Regions from separate parts of the Homo sapiens genome. Here region 2 is linked to region 1. A link is a contact called in ENCODE Hi-C or POLR2A ChIA-PET data. All regions are on one chromosome and are shown on one strand. Each heading gives the region's core, a stretch centred on a gene start or an enhancer-like site at or near the end of the contact. The rest is flanking DNA. Distances are from core to core; before and after follow the strand shown.

What was found. A loop is a pair of places that touch in the nucleus more often than their neighbours do. ChIA-PET counts read pairs that join two places held with the same protein, here RNA polymerase II (POLR2A). Pooled maps may share reads with other maps.
Region 2: a map of mammary epithelial cell shows a loop between it and region 1 (6-fold over the local background). The contact joins two enhancer-like sites. A Hi-C loop is called at or near these places in 4 of 168 maps with a recorded cell type or tissue (MCF 10A, heart right ventricle, lower leg skin and 1 more), 2 of 37 single-sample maps with no recorded cell type and 1 of 50 pooled maps. POLR2A ChIA-PET finds 5 or more read pairs at or near these places in 2 of 52 experiments (MCF 10A and PC-9).

The regions. Positions count from the first base shown.
Region 1 is chr18:6,992,775-6,999,163 of GRCh38, forward strand. It overlaps LAMA1 (laminin subunit alpha 1), which reads right to left. Exons shown (of 63, transcript NM_005559.4): 33 at 4,968-5,110; 34 at 2,583-2,672; 35 at 867-978. Among named protein-coding and RNA genes, the nearest start is that of LINC00668, 66 kb to the left of the region's middle. Within about 2 kb of position 1,442, at least 4 of the 41 ENCODE cell types and tissues checked have a DNase peak (open chromatin) inside an H3K27ac peak, as active enhancers do; they include mammary epithelial cell, where a contact is called at or near this core.
Region 2 is chr18:7,035,548-7,042,375 of GRCh38, forward strand. It overlaps LAMA1 (laminin subunit alpha 1), which reads right to left. Exons shown (of 63, transcript NM_005559.4): 9 at 6,598-6,703; 10 at 4,529-4,689; 11 at 3,263-3,403; 12 at 2,031-2,204; 13 at 440-541. Among named protein-coding and RNA genes, the nearest start is that of LAMA1, 79 kb to the right of the region's middle. RefSeq lists enhancers at 1-340, 2,554-3,054, 2,600-3,799, 2,763-3,057, 3,055-3,555. Within about 2 kb of position 2,969, at least 15 of the 41 ENCODE cell types and tissues checked have a DNase peak (open chromatin) inside an H3K27ac peak, as active enhancers do; they include mammary epithelial cell, where a contact is called at or near this core.

The DNA of each region.
Region 1 (6,389 bases), core at 192-2,691:
AAGTGAAGAACTTAGAAACTTCTCTGCTGAGGACTGCTCTGTTTACCTAAGCTGAGTTGGACCTCCATGTCAGGCCAGGCCACCTGGCATATCCCAGTGTACTCTGCACATCCCCTAACTAAACATTCATGAACTTGGGATTACTGGTCTATTTCAAAGTCTTCTCATGCACCAATAAACTCCCTAAAGGCAAGGACATGGTGTCAACCTCAGCATTTCCTTGTACCTGGCAGAGACATCTGCACATGAAAAATAAATGTTCTCAATAAATATTTACTGCATAAATAAACCACCAATGCTTGATCCTACTTTTTTTATTAAGTATACTTTGTTCTAATAATTTCCTTACCTTTTGCCCTATAAAGTCTGATTTTTATTGGATTCTGTACTTTTTAAGCCCTTACACTATAATATAAAAAGAAGAGCGATCATATGTTTCTGGTAGCCAGAAAACTGAAAATAGTATGCTAAAAGCCACAGCACACCCAACTGAGAAGTGATTAAATTATTCTAATGTGATGGATATACTTGGTACCTAACTGAAGTCCCAAATCCTGTCAGCTCCTATTCTGGGCAAATGGATGGAGAGCTACCATACTAACTTTACCATAACAGGGCTTGAGAATTAGGATCTAAGTTTTAGGCATAATGCAGAAAATAAAAAAAGAAATATGCATTTTTTTAAAGCTAAAACTCTCAGTCAAAGACTAAAGTTTGCACATCTCAGGATCCCCAAACTATTCCAGCCCCTCTGGTTCCGGAAACCCGATGCAAGAGATATACATCTATTCATATGTTTAATAAAGCAATGGTGACTTCTTACTAGATAAGCACAGATACTTCAAACTAGACACTGCCCACACTACCTGTGATGCTCATCTGCAGCCTCTCAATGGCTATGGCCAGGTCTTGACTCTCCTTGAAGATTCTCTCAGTTGCCCTATTCACCTTTTGGGTACTCGCTAACATCCTAGTGAGCTGGTGGAAAAATAAAGTCTCAGGTTAGTTTGACTTTAAGTAATTAGTTTGACTTTAAATAATACGCAAGTTGTAATATTCCACTGTTGCCGCTTATAAGCAACAACATATATTCCAGAATATAGAGTAAAGATGAGCATTATCATGCAAGCCGAGCTTAATATTTTGGGGTTAGAAATGGACTAAGTAGTTAATGAAATAATTTACAACTCACTCAGCATAAGAAAAGATGGGTATGTTTTTAAAAGCAGGCTAATTGTGTATTAAACTACAGATTCTCCTAGTGGCTATACTGTGAGGGCCCTCGATTCACTTTAAAACCCAAATATACAGAATATAGAAAGTAAACCTTACTGATTTGTATGGCCTATGAGATGTTAGTCTCTAGGAGTTAAGAACACGGAGTCAGGCAAGCTGATTTTAGACCTGATTCTCCAGGCTGTGGACAGGCCCAGACATCTCCAAGCATTGTCTGTAACACTTGGGAAACAGCAACGCTTACCTCCCAGGGCTGCTACGAGAACTACACAAGACGAGAGCCAGGAAGTCAGCAGCCCAGAGGCTGACACTTAGCTGTCCTCAGCTGTTATTTCTACTGGGATTTTTACTCTTTGTTAAAGGAAAGGTTGTTTGTAATTTCCAAGAATGTAGAGTAACCCAGTCTGAGTTTGGTGTTTTCTAGTCAAGACCAAAGAGAATAACGGATACAGAGAATTTATTTTAATCAGCCTATTTCCAACCAAATGTTTGCTTGATGAGGTACTTAAACCCAAACTTAAACCCTTCAACTCTTTCCAAAACATCGTTAATTCTAAATTAACAGGAGCCAAACTATACTTCCTAGGGTGATGTTTGTGTATGTGTGCATGTGTTGATGGAGATTAGACATCCATATGTATAGATACACCATCACAGTACAGACACACACACACACACACACACACACATACAAAATTCATAAATGAAAAAACAGTAAATTTGACAATAATCCTTCCTCACCATCTGCAGAAGGGGAGATTCTTTTTTAGGTCACTAAATGCCATTCCTCTGGCACAGGCTAAACAGAATAAATAATTCCCTGATGACAGAAAAACAAGCTCACTTGCCATTCAGGGCCCTAAAATCAGAACCACCCCAGCCTGAAGCCTGAAGTTTGCACAGATGCCTCATCATGAGGTCTGTGCCCTCCCTGCTCCACCCAGCAAGCTGCAGAGAGCATTACTGATGTTCAGTCCGTGCTTTTGGGCTCACCGTGTACTTCGTTACTGAATGAATTTAGGAGAAGGAAGAAACCTCAGCAATCTTTTCATCCCCGCCCCACCTTTGTTTCAGAGGAGAAAATGAAAGTCAGAGCCAAGAGACTGCCCAACTCTGTCCTCAGCAGAGATGACAACAGACATTAAGTCGGGAGCCTTTTCCCACTAAACCACAGAAACTGGCAGGGTCAAAACCAATTTGATGATTAAGTACCTGGAGCACAGCTCGTGGGAGGAAGAGGCTGGCATGATCTAATCAGAACCTTCCAGACAGCCCCAAGGCAACTGCTCAGGAGGGCTGATGGGAGGGACCAGGAGGAAGGTTGGTTGGTTATGGAAAGAATTTACCTTCTTTTGCAGGTTGTCCGTTTCTTCTGCAACACCTTCAAGCTTAATTTTTCCCAGGTCCTTTTGCATATTTTCTTTTAATAAAGATTCCTAGGAAGAATGGAGGAAACAAATTACAATGCTTCGAAGTAAAATGTTCTGATTCTTAACTAAGAAGCACTTGCATTTCTTTTTTGTTCACAGAAAGAAATTCTTCTTTCCTTGGAACTGTCATTTTAAAAAAAAATGGATCACATTTACTTAGGTTTCGATTATAGCGACATGATTCTACACTGCCATCCTTTGCATTATATTTCTGATATAGATATAAATTTAAAATCTGTTGTGTTCAGCAGAATCTGATACTGCTGCAATTCTCAGATAAAAGTCTGGCTTTATCTCAATAGCAGAGTCACACAAATTTAACTATAATTGCAACACCTAAGAAAAAAATGCCTTTTAGGCTAAACTACAAAAGAATTCAATAAAGAAAGACTTTATAAATACTAAAAATAAAGAAAAATAAAGTGCTTAATTTATGCCAACAGCCTTCTAATTTCTTGTATAATTTTATTTCAACCTTAAAACTTGATGAATACTTTACATAAACACAAAAAGTTATTTAAAGAAAACGGACAAGTGGTTTATTTAGAGCAAATCATTCAAAATGAGTTAAAATTTAAATCAAATATTTGTCTTATTTGATATATATAAAATAGTTATATCCCTGGGACCAAGACTGGCAGATATTATACTGATCGTGTATATAGTGATTGGAAAAAAAAGTTAAATATTCTTTTTTTTATAGAGGTAAAAGCTCTCATTTTTCAAAAACACTTTGTGACGTTTGAGGAAAGTATAACATAAAAACATCTCTTAGAGGTCCCTAACCTTTCTGAACTACCATTATAGAGAAAAGACCACTGCAAATCAAGACGGATTCAAGAACCAGCCCCATCCCAGCGCACACATAAACACACGCACACACCTAAGGAAGTCCTAAGTTTGAGGAAAACTCTTATCTAAGAAAAGGCATTTAGGAATGGCCATCCCTTTTATTGCTACCTGGTGCACTGCATAGATTATGTCAAATTCTAACGCATATATAAAGCAAAATTTAAGAATCACACTGTTTTCCAATTAGAATTAAAAGTAGGTCGGGCGTGGTAGCTCATGCCTATAATCCCAGAAATTTGAGAGGTCAAGGTGGGAGGTTCTCTTGAGCTTAGGAGTTCAAGACCAGCCTGCACAACATAGTGAGAGCTCATCTCTATTAAAAATAAAAATAAAAGAACTAGCCAGGCATGGTGGTGTGTGCCTGTAGTCTCAGCTACTTGGGAGGCTAAGGCAGGAGGATCCCTTGAGCTATGGAGGTTAAGGCTGCAGTGGGCCATGACTGCGCCACTGCATGCCAACCTGGGTGACTGAGGGAGACCCTGTCTCAAAAAAATAATAAAATAAATAAATAAGATAATAAAAATAAATAAGTGCTATAGTAGGATGCTGTCTACTAAGTTAATTTCTTAACTCCTCACCCTTTTTTGACCCAGGCTCTGTTGATGAAAACATAAAACTATGATTTACTGCCAGACATTTAATGTAGCCTTCCAGGGAGGAGAGATTTTGTGCCCTGCAACTTTAGTGCAGTGAAGAATAATACACTTTAAAAATAATATACCTTAAAGAAGATACTGTTCAGATTTATTTTCTGCTTTTCTTCTCTTTTTCTTTTTCTTTTTCTTTTTCTGAGATGGAGTCTTGCTCTGTCGCCAGGCTGGAGTGCAGTGGTGTGATCTCGGCTCACTGCAACCTCCACCTCCCAGGTTCAAGCAATTCTCCTGCCTCAGCCTCCCAGGTAGCTGGGACTACAGGCACGCGCCACCACATCCAGCTAATTTTTGTATTTTTGGTAGAGATGGGGTTTCACCACGTTGGCCAGGATGGTCTCGATCTCTTGACCTCGTGATCCACCCGCCTTGGCCCCCCAAAGTGCTGGGATGCTGGGATTACAGGTGTGAGCCACCGTGCCTGGCCTATTTTCTGCTTTTCTAATAGGGCAGCTGTTTGCAAATACCCAAAGTTGTCTTACAGAAGAGCAAGTGGACTTGGCCTTATCCCAAAAGGCAGAATGAGGGCCACAGAGGGCAGCATTGATGAGGAGTCCTCCAGAGAGCACTGAAATGATGAGAGCTGTCCCACCGTGAAACAAGCTAGCGTGTGAGATAAGTAAGTAAGTGCCTGTCACTGGTCACAGTCAAGGAAAGACTGGACACCTGCCCGCAGGGGCTGATGGAAGTTGGGCTCTCACAATGTGGGGAGGACACATGGAATGACTCCCACCATTCCCAATGACTATATCCCTTAATGATACAAGTGTCTGTTCATCTCTGTATTTCCAGTACCTACCTGGAGATATTTAGTTGTATTTTCCAGGTTTGACAAAATTCCATATGGGACAGGGATAATGCCAGTGAGGTTCAGAGAAAGAACGGCATCACCAATCTCATCCAAGTCATTCAGCAGCACACCTACACACTCATCATCACAGGCTACAAGACAAATTTTTAAAAAGGAGAGTTAAAGTTAATGCGATGTGGTCTGCCCATTTTTTCATGGAGTTGCGCAAGTTGTTTTGTGAAAATGACACATGCGGTCAGAGTACACTCCAAGACCCCGTGCACCACATCTGATCTCATTCTCACTCCAACTGTGCCATGGGTGGCACGGCAGGAAGTGCTAGGCCCCTATTCAATGATGACGCCAAGACTCAGATCAGATAAGTAACTTCCCAGAGGTCACACAGAAAGAAACAGCTGAGGCCAAGAGTGGCGCCCAGTAAGCAAAAGGGTCTTTGCTTACTAAGTGATAAGGTGGTAAGAGAGTTGAAACAACTATGAGCAAGCATGAAAAACAGCAGGGGGAAGAGGGGTGAACACACGCTGACGAAAAGAACTTTATTGACTGTAATGAAAGGCGAGGAAGGCAAGCCAGGGAAGCAAAGGCAAGGAAGTAAGGCAGAACTGGAGAACGGATGCACCTAAAGACAGGCAGGGAGTTATGGCACACATTTCATTCTTCTGCCCCCATCTTTATGCTGCCTGGCTCATCTTTAACTAGGACCCACTGCACTGAATCCCAGCATTCCCTTCCACAGCCTGCTCTGTCACCTCCTCAGGCAGTTTGCAAATGCATCTTTCACAAGTACAAGTGAAGGACACTGGAGAGAATAGTGGGGGTGTTTGTGCTTATAACCCACACAAAAGTCAAAGCAAAAAAGACCTCCAATGCCATGGTCCTAACAGGCCTCCCTATCTTCCCCATTAACCCCTGAGAAGACATCCCAAGCTGACTATCTCATGCACTTGCTGGTAGAATAAATCAGAACTGGAAAAAAAGTTTACAAAAGCCCACGACAGGCCGGGCATGGTGGTTCATGCCTGTAATCCCAGAATTTTGGGAGGCCAAGGCAGGCGGATTGCCTGAGGTCAGGAGTTCAAGACCAGCCTGGCCAACATGGTGAAACCCTGTCTCTACTAAAAATACAAAAATTAGCCAGGCAAGGTGGTGGACACCTGTGATCCCAGCTACTCGGGAGGCTGAGGCAGAGGAATCACTTGAGTCCAGGAGGCGGAGGTTGCAATAAGCCGAGATTGTGCTACTGCACTCCAGCCTGGGGGACAGAGCAAGACTCCATTTTTTTGTTTTTGTTTTTTTTTTAAGTCCATGATAGTCACGAGTGGAAGCTATCATGAAATTGGGGTAACACAAATGACAACCCCACAAAGCTGTTTCCTCTCCTGCACTAAATCACTCCTGGCTCCACTAAAG
Region 2 (6,828 bases), core at 1,719-4,218, 44 kb after region 1:
GAGTACCTGGGATTACAGGCACGTGCCACGGTGCCTGGCTAATATTTTTTGAGAGACGGGGGTCTCACTATGTTGCCCAGACTGGTCTCAAACTCCTGGCTTCAAACAATCCTCCTGTCTCAGCCTCCCAAAGCACTTACATTATAAGCATGAGCCACCAAGCCCAGCTCCCTTTCTTTTTAAATGTGAAAAGATGGGTACACCCTGGAGATGAAGAGAAGAGTGGCGGGTGCTGTCCTGAGGCAACTCCAGAAATGGGCTCAAAGACAGATTCTCACACTCACCATCTCAGTAGTCCCCACGCAAGTCCAGGGTCTACTGAATGGCCACCTGGCCACCAGCTCCTTGCTGGGATGTCCTCACCTAGTAACTTTCAGTCATAAACTATCAGCCCACTAAGCCCTAAGCTCTATAGCAGAATCAAAGCAAAAACAATCACCTTAATGATGACGTCAGCATGCGACATGAGGTTACTGTCTACCGTCTCTACCGGAATATCGTAGGACACCGTGTATTTCAGGAATCCGCCAAACGCAGTCAGCTGAAATGTTTAAGCGAGAATGAACACGAAAGGGGAAGACAATCACAGCAACAATCAAGTAAGAGGAAGTGGTCACTGGGATCCATCTGCAAACAACTAGGCTACAACTATCCCCTTGACCATGACAGACAAGGAAATTCACATTAAAGGCAGTGAAAGGGGAGTATATTCATAAACATTTTGGTTAATCAATATTACCAACATGCAGGACACTGTTTGAAAGCACAGAAGAAAAATGTACTCTTTGTTAGAGACCACAAGGCAAATTACTATAAACTTTTGTTAATCACACAATAGATATTTACTTCGGTTAAGTAATTTAGGGGATGAGGAGTTTGACCCATGTCTACAATCTCCACATTTTCATTTCAGCATCCTCCTCATAGGACAACAAAGAATATGTCTGATTTGCTAGTTAGAGAAAGGACTAAAGGTGTTTCTTCTGATTAGATGTCCTTCAATATAAAATTAAGATTTTCTTTCTGATGGGTATATGACAGCAATATATTGTTCAGAACCCAACTTTGCACCATAAAATTGGAGAAGTGATATCAAGAGAAAAAAAAATCATTGAACTCTGTTGATAAAATCATATCAATAGAGCACATGTTCTAGGATTATAATTTGAGAAAAAAATAATTTTCAAAAATAAATACTCCTTAAAAATATACAAAACAAGTTTTAAAATGAAAATATCATCAAATTAAATAGAAGCGTACCAAGCTACAAGACTACACTAGCATGCCTGTATGCCATTACTTTAAAACAAAACAAAACCAAAAACCCGGGAAGGTAAGCAGGGAGCTATAATAATTGAGATGCATTCTCGGGAATAAATTTTCGTATCAATCAGAATCTGGAGAGATGCGGCATAAGTGGGGAGGGGGGAATGGGAACACATCATTGCAAGGAAGGCCCAAGCCTACAAACCAACCTCCACATTGCAGAATCACCAGTTTGCATTTTCTTGAAATATAACAAAAGCAGAAAGTATTCCATCTGTTCCTAAATGTGAGCTTCAGATGAGCACAGCCTGCCACGGTACTCAAAGTGAGGGAGCAGCACAGCAGTCCCATTGCTGGAACCTTCCCTGGGTTGTTTCTTGTATGCCAGGCCCTCCACTAAGCCATGGAGGCTCTAAGCTGAGCCTATGGCAAACTAAACAAAGCGGGAATGTGAGGAACACTTCATAAACAAGTGATCCAGGGACCCAGAAAGTTTATCTCAGAGACGGGGATGAGACTTCACCAAACACACTGCTCAGGAACCAGACCAGAAGAGCAGAAGTTCTTATTTGAATAATACAACATAAAGTCTAACAAGGCTAGAAAACCTTCTTTGTATCATCAGATGCAAGTACAGGCTATGAAATGCTGTCCAACACTCAGGTGCCCTATGAGACTACCTAAAATGCAGGCAGCGCAAGTTCTTTCTCAGTGTTCCCTGAGATCTTCATCTGAGACATCGCTACCTGCAGGGTCACACGCACCTTATTTCCAAGGTAGGCCTCGGGGGCTGCCCAGTAGTACTTGGGAGCCAGTCTCTGCATGACCGCGGTGTTGTTGATGCTGACCTGATGGCGCCCGCCTAGTGCATCTTGCTGAGACGGGATCTTCCTGGGACTGATCAAGTCGGTGACCAGCCACCCGGACATACTGTTTACCTTAAAAACAAATTCAAGAATTTTGAAGTATGAAATAGAACTTACCTTAGATTTCACCCAGTGCAGCAGTAATATTTTCACAATGAAGAAATGGGCCAGAAAGCTTCTCTAGGGATGGCATTAACATAACACCTGTGGCTGCTGAACCTCATGACCCTTGACCCTTCCACTTGTAAAGGACCAGGAGGACCTGAGAACAAGTCTCACTACTCCAAATCCAGATCCAGTATAAGCAAATAAATGAGCAAAACCATAAAGGCCATGGGTATAGATTTTAGATTTAAAACAACAAAGAACATCATAAATGCATTCAGCAAAATGTCTCTTGCTAAGTCTGACTCCCTCTTCTTCGTTGCCCCCTGCTTTTTACCCAAATGTTGAAAAATGTACAAAGATAACCTCTAGATCTTATACTCCCAATGCGTCACCGACATAGAGGTGATGGTACTCCCCCCAGCGTGGTGTCCACAGCAGTCACTGCTGGGTAAGTCCCTACCGAGCAGCTCCTCCCTTGCCTGCAGCCATCACACCATCTCCACCTCTCCTAGCCACCACTGGACACCCCTGTTGAACCCATCACCCCAGAACTCCCTGTTCCGGAAACAACTTGGCCTGCATTCCTAAACCCTGCACCACGTGCCGCTGTTCCCACCCTCGCCACTGGAGGGCCTCCTACTCCTTAGCGTCTTTGAGCTGGAAAATCCCCATGGCCCCACGGCCCTCTGGGCTCCCAGGCCTGAGAGCAGCAGGGGCGGGCGGAGGGAGAGCCGACCTCCCCACCCAATCCATTTCCCCACAGAAGAAATTGAAACAAGACGTGTTCTCTAGTGCCACATCATCCTGTTTTTTCCATAGAGAAATGTGTGTGGGAGTAAGCACATGACCTATAAAGAATCTTGAGAGGCAGACGGCTGCCTTTGACCCACGTCAGTATCATTGCATAGCGATGAGAGTGGTGTCACGGGAAGTCATCCTCATTTCCTCCTCACACAGCTCGTGCCAAGCTTGTGCAATACGACCTGCTCATTAAATCCCGCCGCGCAGATGGCGCCTCCCACCTGACCAACAGGCCAAGAGAGGCTGCTGCAGACATCAGAAACGCCAAAGCAGAAGCACTCGGAGCAGCCCCGGGGGTTTTTTTCCTTCAAGTTATAGAATCCTGGCTTGCAGCGATCACAGGCCTTCCCCTCAACGTTTTCCTGTAAGTTAGGGTAAAAGATTAGCTTTTGAAACCAATGTGTCTGTCCAGAGAGAATAAAATGACATTAACAAGATAGGTGTTCGGTGATCCACAGAGACAGGTGAATAAACGTCCAAAGTAAAGGTGAGGCCTCATAAAGTCAATATTTCCAGAATAGAGATTTTGAATTATATATAATTTGATTTTGTACTCAAGAACAAGGCTGGAGATCTTAGAACTCGGTCATTCCATTTAAATTGTTTTGTTTTGTTTTAAATTTTTCATTTTTTTACTGATCTTTCCAGCATTTCAAAATCTGAAGAGAGCTATAGAATTTTCTCTTATTCATAAATGCTCAAGATTATTTCCAGTAGTATATAACATGTGCCTAAGACTGCACAGGTGGGAATAAGCACATAGGTACAATGGAATGTCCTATGAATTATGAAGAAATTGTTATTAATATTGTAAGGCCAAATAAAACCCCTCACTGGCACCATATTAATGCATTTCTTATGACTATTCAACTCCTTTTTAACAGACACTCAAAATAGCATATCTGCGTTTAATTGGTGTTCTCAGAAATTTAATGTTAATCTGGTTCTCTTCCGAATACAAAGCTGGAAAAGAATACCATAGAATTAAGCTAGGGGTCAACAGCATCTCTTTTGCAACTACTCAACTCAGCCTTTATTGGTTGAACATAGTCATAGAAAATACATAAGCAAATGGATACAGCTCTGTTCCAATAAAACTTTATTCACAAAACAGGCAGTGTGTCAGATTTGGCCCACGAGCCATAGTTTACCAAGTCCTGGTTTAAAGAAAGAAAACAGAGATGAGGCCCACAGAGGAGGTGGGAATATAAAGGTATGCAGTGTTTGGTGTCCTCTAAGAAGTCACAGAAATGCCTCTGGAATATATCACCATTACCAGAGGTACAAAAAAAGAAGCCAGATGCCCATGTGAGTCCAAGCATATATAATACAGCCAACTCGGTGTGGCTTGGAGAGAAGGGGCAAGGGGAGTTCTGCTTAAACCTTACCACTTTGCTCAAGAACTGATCATTGGAGCCAATGGAAAACACTCCTTTTCCAGAGAAGCTCAAAGGAAGCTCAGGGGTGTCTCTGACCTCCCCACTTACCTTACAAACACAGGGCCCTGTGCAGGGCTCATCACTGGCACTGCCCACTGGGTTGCACCCACAGGAGACACAGGTCGGGTAATCCTTATAGCCAAGTTGGCAGCGATCACATTTTTCTCCTGTATAACCTTCCTTACATGGGCACTGACCTGGCTGCTTCCCTAGAAAGACAACAATGGCAATGACCCAACATGAAGGCAAAAGAGGTTTAAAGCAGGGGTTGGCAAATGTTTTCTGTAAAGGGTCAGAGGGTATCTATTTTAGGCTTTTTGGCCTCAGAGTCTCATTTGCAGCTGCTCAGCTCAGCCATTATTGTTCGAACACAGCCATAGAGAATACACAGGCAAATGGCTATATCTCCATTCCAATAAAACTTTATTCATAAGAACAGACAGTGTGCTGGATTTGGCCCATGGGCCATAGTTTGCCAATTCCTTGTTTAAAGAAAGAAAACAGAGATGAAACCCGTGGAGGGAGCTGGGAATATAAAATGGTAGAGTGACTTTGGAAAACCTTTTGACACTTCTTCAAAATGTTAAGTTATAGAGTTGCCATAAGATCCAGCAACTGCACTCCTAAGTAAACACCCAATAAAATAATGAAAACATACACCCACAAAAGTCCCTAGTAGCATTGTTCATAATGGCCCCAAAGTAGAAACAATTCAAATGTTCATCAACTGATGAATGGATATATGAAACATGGTATGTCCATACTATGAAATATTATTTGGTAATAAAAAGGGTTGAAATACTGATACATGGTACAACACGGATGACCTTGAAAACATTATACTAAATGAAAGAAGCCAGTCACCAAAAACCAACATATATGGTTCCATTTCTAAGTTCAGAATAGGTAAATCTGCAAAGAAAAAGGTAATTAACGATTGCCAGGGGCCGGGAGAAGGGGCTGGAGGAAAGTAAGAAGTGACAGCTAGTTTGTAAGGGGCTTCTTTATGGGATGATGAAAATGTTCGACTCTTAGATTGTGGTGATGGTTGCACCAATACACCAAAACAATGAATTGTAGACTTCAAATGGGAGAACTGTATCGTTGTAAATTATAAAACTGTTTTGTAAAAAAAAAAAAGCACAGAGGCAAGTGGCAGAGAGCAGCAAGCACTATCTTTGCTTTTAATGTCAGTTTTGAAACCTTCAGGCAGTTAACCTTCTTGACTGCTCTGAGCTACAGCAAAGTGGGTTAAGTAATTTCTATCTGCTATGGTTGCAAAGTTTAAATGATATATTTTTTTAAATGAACTCAATTGAGGGTAAATGTCACCACCACTATCACCATCATCATCTTCATTATTATCATCGTCATCATCCCCTCACCAGGTGCACGTAAGAATCAATTCAGTTGGGTAATTTACCCTCCCCATCGCTGGGGGGCCCACCCATCCCTACTGGTCGATATCCATTTTAACTGCCAGTGGCTGAGAACTTGATGGGGTCACAAGAGTCTTTGAACAGACGCAACCTATTCAGGAGACTCTGGTATTTGCAAGTCAATTTGCCAGTTTTTGAAACGGAAAGAGAACTCTGACATTTACCAAGTTAATGGGAGGACTTGCTTGATCTGTGAGATGATTTATGCAAAAGCCCTCCAAATGTCTTCTAAAAGCTAAGGAGAGCAATTGCTATTTACTGTGTTCCACGCATGGCTTTAAACTGGGCCTTATTTCTTCCTTCACCAAATGCTCAATTATCTGCTCAAATGTCATTTCATCACCCCAACATTGTCACCTCATTACCCCATCTCCCTCCATTCATGAGTCCTAATTTTGCTTTATGTCCATGACACTACCTCTCGACCTGGCATTATATTACCCATGTACCTGTTTGTTTAGTGTTTTTGTGAGCAAGGACTTTGACTACCTTGTTAAGTACACATTCCCAGGTCCTCAAAAACTGCCTGACACATAGTAGGTGCTTGATACGTACTTGGTGAACAAAAGAATCAATAATCATGTTACCAACTGGCTATTACCATTAGTTCCAGTATGTGCAAATCTTCCACACACACACAAAATCAATTACAAGCACAAAAGTGAATCAAGTACTTACCATTGTGTAAGTCAGAATGGAGGTCATCCTTAATACAGACAGAACTGAGGGACCCCACAGGGTCACAATTACAGGGGCGGCAAGGCTCATCCTCATAAGGAGACACCTGAAAGGCAGAGGTTGCCCTGGATTCTCTTACTAGAAATAACAGCAATGTTGGCAATAGTATAAATAAGAAGGTATTGGCTTTTTACTCAAGATGGGACTATTACGATGATTTTGTGCATGGGG